Regions from separate parts of the Homo sapiens genome. Here region 1 is linked to region 2. Evidence: chromatin loops called from intact Hi-C (ENCODE). Cell type or tissue: dorsolateral prefrontal cortex. All regions are shown on one strand. Links, peaks and the distances in the headings refer to the core of each region. The heading gives the core; the rest is flanking DNA.

What was found. Hi-C counts contacts between places; a loop is a spot of excess contacts. Peaks named below come from ENCODE experiments on the same cell type or tissue, not always from the same donor. Only the 100,000 strongest peaks of a DNase experiment are listed, where the experiment ranks them.
Region 1: a loop joins it to region 2, with 5 times the contacts of the local background. A loop is called at or near these places in 1 of 110 quality-filtered maps.

What each region holds. Positions count from the first base shown.
Region 1 is chr13:34,586,205-34,589,018 of GRCh38, reverse strand. The region is part of intron 2 of LINC02343 (long intergenic non-protein coding RNA 2343); the gene reads right to left. The region is part of intron 1 of LINC00457 (long intergenic non-protein coding RNA 457); the gene reads left to right. Among named protein-coding and RNA genes, the nearest start is that of LINC00457, 53 kb to the left of the region's middle. In dorsolateral prefrontal cortex, for the core only: no CTCF peak of the experiment used is centred there; a DNase peak (open chromatin) is centred at 1,240; H3K27ac peaks cover 761 bases.
Region 2 is chr13:34,670,142-34,672,955 of GRCh38, reverse strand. It overlaps LOC105370159 (a long non-coding RNA gene), which reads left to right. Exons shown (of 3, transcript XR_941849.2): 3 at 1,794-2,529. Among named protein-coding and RNA genes, the nearest start is that of LINC00457, 31 kb to the right of the region's middle. In dorsolateral prefrontal cortex, for the core only: no CTCF peak of the experiment used is centred there; DNase peaks (open chromatin) are centred at 115 and 1,611; H3K27ac peaks cover 1,097 bases.

The sequences.
Region 1 (2,814 bases), core at 205-2,704, 84 kb after region 2:
ATCAACCTCCTGGCACCAGCCTGGGTCAGTTTGGAGACGAGGGGGTTAGAATGCCTTATCTCACAAGCTTCTGCTTCCTGCCTTGGGAGGAGGAGGAGAAGGGAGGCTAAAAGGATGGGGTAATTCTTACATTGCTGGGTGGTTCATACCCTGGGCCTGGCAGATGTCTGGTTCTTTCCATGGAGTATATTTGAGCTCCTGGTAGGTTATAGGTTGGACTCTCTCACCTGGTTTTACCTTAAGAAAGGATAAGCCTGTATTCTGGGTAGCCTTGTGGCTCCTTCCTTAGCCCAGGGGCATTGGTAAGACCCTCACCCTCTATCCCCAACCAGCCTCTTTCTACAGACATCTCCTTGTCCCTCCAGGCAGCTCTCCTGGCTAAAACAGGGTCCAAGTACTCACGCAGACTGTCCCTCTACCCTGCCCTGCCCACGCCTGGCGGGGCACAGCAGTGTGGCCTACGCCCCAGCAGTGTGTCAGCCCTTCCCATGTCTGCGAGATATCCTGTGCAGGAGTCAGGCTCATCCACAGTCTCTTCAGCTTCCTCAGATAAGAACGGGCTGCAAGTTCCTGCACTTCAAAATTTCAGGGGATGCAGGGCAAGCTCTCCAAGGAGAGGGAGAAGCTGCGTGCCCCTGGAGAAGTCTCTTCTGCTCCTCCTGTGCTCTCATTTGATAGAGGAGCCATGGGCAATTACCCTCCTTCCACGACATGTTGCTTCCTTGTTCCTCACACCCATGGGTAAAAATACCCCGAAGTGAGAAATCACAGAAGTGACATTAGGAGGCTGCTTAGGCAGCAAGCTTGAGGGAGGTCGTGAAGGGAGGAAGGAACAATGTGACATCCCTGAAGGAAGGAGCCTCCAGAGAAGCTGGGAAGGGGAGTGCGGAAGCAGGTGCTGGCACTTCCTTTGTCATTTCTCCCTTTACCTCAAATAACCTGGGCTGGGGATGTGGTGGCACAATGCCTTACTGGTGCCATGACATTCCCCAGGCTGTGGAATGCTCGTGCACCAAGGGGCAGCCAGTAGTGAGGAGAGGCTGTGGGGCTGCAGGTGGACTGAGGTCCTGCCTCCCAGAAGGTCCTTCTCACACCGCTCACACTTGCTCCTCCAAAGCTGCTAGGTAAAAGGAAGTAGGTCGTTTTGTGGGTGGGAGAACCATTCTCAATTATAAAAAAAAAAAAAAAATTTCTTCTAAGGTTCCAAGAATTTCAGCTTGTAAGTCAGAAATTTCACACCCCAAATGAAATTGGCAGGAAGCCCAGAACTCGCCATTTTCACTTTAGGTACTAAAATTCTCACATGGATTTACTTAAAGAGTAACCAGAGTATTAAAATGTCTTTTGAGCTTAAGATTTATTTGCCTGTGATCCATTGGCATGATTATTTATTTACCAAATAAATTGAGAGTTGGTTTTGTTATTTTGAAACTGTCCAGGAATCTCACATTTATGTATTTCTAATACGTCCTGTGATCAGAAAGCATTGACCTTCTTACAAATAAATTGTATACAATTAATGATCTGTTGGTACACTTTTATATCTTATGGATTCTTCATGCAAACACAATATTATAATGTTTTCTTCTAACTGGATGTACTGGAATCTTAAGTGGCTAACTCAGTTGAATAAAATAGTCTTAGAAGGCTTAATCCTCTCCTATTGGCTATAGTAGTATTTAGAGTTTGTGACGCTTCTATACATTGTTGAGAAGTGCATAGGATAAACCCGGACATTGTTGCGTGTTCTTCGTCTTCCGGTATGTACACATGCAACCCATACATACATGCTCCAAGTACACAACAATGTCTTAACAAATGGAGTCCGCCCTCATTATTTGTGGATTCCCTATCTGAGAATTTGCCTACTCACTAAAATTCATTTGTTACCCCCAAATCAATATTCCCAGCACTTCGTCATTTGCGGACATGTACAGAGTGGCAATAAAACTTCAAATCACTGGAGGAGCACATTTCCAGCTGGGTCAAAGATGGCCGCACAGCCATTTTGTTTCCGTTCTCATACTGTAGACAAGCGTCTTCTTCGCAGTCCAGTTAGTACTGTGTTTTTCGCACTTATGGGATCTTTGTTGGTAACTTTGCTATACAAAATGGCTCCCAAATGTAGCACTGAAGAGCTGTCTGATGTTCCGAGAAACAAGAAAGCTGTGATGTGCTTCATGGAGAAAATAAGAGTGTTAGAGGAGCTTCCTTTAGGTGCGGTTATGGTGCTGTAGGCTGTGAGCTCAATATTAATGAATCAGCAACACAGGTTAAATAGGGTGTCTTAAATGCACATAAATCAATGGTATGTATTGATTGGTTGATGAAAATGTGTGACTAGGGGCTTGTGGGAACATCATCATGTATTTCCTTTAGGAGCAAAGGTTCAGTATTCACTAATTCAGAGTTCTTGGTGACTTTCTAGAACATGACTCCTGTGAATAACAAGAAGCTACTGTATCTGATCTTGATTGATATGTTTCCTTAGAAGCGCCATCTCTTGTCACTCTGTCCTATGCCAGGACTCCCACAGCTAAGCGTCAGATACATCATGGTTAGTCTCCTGCTTCTGAGGCCATTCAGTATCCAGCTGCTTTAACTAGCAGCAACATGGCCTTCTCCACAGTTCACAACATATCTGCTCCTCATCCACCCACCACCAGGCCACCACATGCCACCAGCATGTCATGCATGGACTCCAGGAGAGCCTACTCCCTCGGCTTCTCATCTCCCCAATCTATTCTCTCCTTGGCAGCAAGAGTCCAGAGTCACACCCCGTTCAAGGCTCTGCCCATTCTCTGAGCCCTCTCC
Region 2 (2,814 bases), core at 100-2,599:
TGGTCTGAAGTCGAAATGGGCATGTTTTGGATATTGCTTGATTGGGATGCAGTCCTATTTCTTCCCCACTGTTCTTGGATCTGCCCACTGGGCTCTTGGTACTTGTCTCTGAGTCATTCGTGCATTTGCATGAAAGGACTATCAGCTGTTTTTGCAGCTGTGTCGTTTTCACAGCCTACTTCCTACCAGTAGAATTTTGGGGATCCAAAGTCCTTATTTTTGGTTCCTTTTGTAATGTTTCTTTCCCTTTCTGTTCAAAGTAGTGGTGTCTGTGCCACTATAATTGTCTTAAATATTTGTGGGCACCTTATTAGACAAAAGCCCTGTCTGAAAATCTTTCTGAGACAAGTCCTTCTTTAACTTGAGTTTCTGCTGAGATTGTTAAAGGAATTTACCCTTGAGCTTCTGAGAAACTTCATGGTTTGACTGAGCAGTTTTCTGTGGCACCATGTTAGATTTAGAAAAGGTCTTAAGGATTTATAGCCACACCTTCAACTTTATTACAAGACTATGTTTTCTGGGGAGTACCTTGGATTGTATCTTTGCCTGGAAGCAATTTCATAATTTTATAATTGTTAGTCATCTGGAGATGTTGGGGATTTTCAGAATCAGAAATTCCTGTTTCGTTTTTGTCTAAAAGTCTTTCATTAAGAACAAAGTTTCAGTTAGACAGGATGAATAAGTTCTGGATATCTACTGTACAGTGTGGTGACTCTAGTTAATAATGCACTGTACAGTTGAAAATTGCTAAGAGAGTAGACCTTAAATGTTATCACCACGAAACTATGATAAGTATGTGAGGTGATGAATATATTAATTAGCTTGATTAAATCATTGTATACATATATCAAAACATTACATTGTACACCATTTTTATTTGTTAATTATACCTTAAAAAGCTGGGGGTAGGGGAAGAGGACGAGTCTTTCCTTTAGCTTCTCTTTGTCTATATTTTGCAATATGCAGCAAGAAGCACACAAGTAGCACCTTCTACACTCCGTCTTGGAATCTCCTTTGCTAGGTCATGCCACTCATGTGGTACATTTTCTACTTTTCGCATAACTGCAGGAAATAGTGTTGTTAAACTTTCTGATGCTAGATAACAAGCATCCCCTTTCCCCCGCTTTTCACTAACTTTTTCCTATATCTCCTTTAAGCCTCTATTCATACCTTTCTCAAATACAAATGGCTTCTAATAACAGTGTTTTTACATGTGTTTGGTGTTTCATAATACTTTTCCTAAAGGCTTTCCATCTTCTGCTTACTGCCTTTTCCAAAGCCACATTCATATTTTGAGTTATTTATTTTTCCAGTACCTCAATTCCAAGTACTAAAGTACCCAAGTCTGTATTAGTTATCTATTGCTATATAACAATGTACTCCAAAACTTATAAACTTAAATTAATAAACACTGATCATTTCACTTTTTTTTGGTAAGAAATTCAGAAAGCTAGACTGAATGGTTCTGACTTAAAATCACTCATGAGGTTGATGTTAAATTTTTGGCTTGGGATGAAGGCTTGACTAGGGCTAGAAACTCTGCTTCCAAGATGGCTCACTTTCAAGGTTGTTGGCAGAAAACCTCAATTTGTCACTGGCTTTTTGGCAGGAGCTCTCAGCTCCTTACCACATGTCCTATCATAGGACTGTTTGAGTGTTCATGGCAGCTGACTTGTCACAGAGCAAGTGATCCAAGAGAGAGAAGGAAAAAAAATTATCTCTGCAATGTCTTTTATGACCTAGCCTGAGAAGTCATACACTAACATTTCCACAATATTCTGCTGGTTTCATAGGTCAACCTTACTTATGGAAGGGGATTGCATTATGGAACGAAAACCAGGAGGTGATCACTGCTATCTTAGAGGCTGGCTACTGTTGATGTCAAAATCAGCATCTATGGCACAGATGTTCCCTGAAGATGTCTTGCTCCTGGGGATTCCTGAATATACCAGAGCTGTAAGTGCTGCCCTCCATGCCTGGGCTGAGGCTGAGAATTCCTGAGGTTGAGACTGCTGATGTCTCATATATCCACAGTATACATAAGGCACTTAGCACACTACCTGGGGCCAAATAAGCATGGCAAAAATATTTTTTCTTGCTATTCTTGTTTTATAGAACACGCATCATTTTCCAGCACAGAAGAAGTAGCAGTCTCTGGCACAAATATAGGGGATAATCTTGCCGTCACCATGCCCATTAAAATTATAGTTAAAAAAATCTAGACCCTTGGGTTTCACTGGTCCCCTTTGGTTGAGTCCCTGGGGGAGCTGAGCCTGTGAGCTATCAGAAAAATGAATGCTGCTTCCTTACCATCCAGCGACTGGCCTCTTATCCTTGAACCATATTTCTGCCCCTCCCATCTCCTCTTTTTTCTCCTTTTTAATCGTGTCACCTCTCATCTCCAGCTAGAGTCCCTTTAAACCTTCATTCAAGTAATGCCTGCAGCCTCTGCTTTAACTCCTGGCTTTCTGGCACATGCCTGAATCATACTGTGCTTAAGCTGAGACACTACCTGCTAAAAACACTAGAAGCAACTAAAACCCTGGGGGACAAGGTGAAAATTAAGTTTGGAATACAAAACTCTTAGGTGACCAGACAAGCAATGCATGTTGTCAACCTCGAGGGCTGTGTGTTAGTCAGGGTTCGCTAGAGGGACAGAACTAATAAGGTATATATATATATAAATATGTTAATATAGGATTAACTTATATATATAATAGGATATGTTATAGTATATATATGTTAATACTTAATAAACTCCCCATTATATATGTATAGTATTATTAAGTATTATTAATAATACTATATATATTA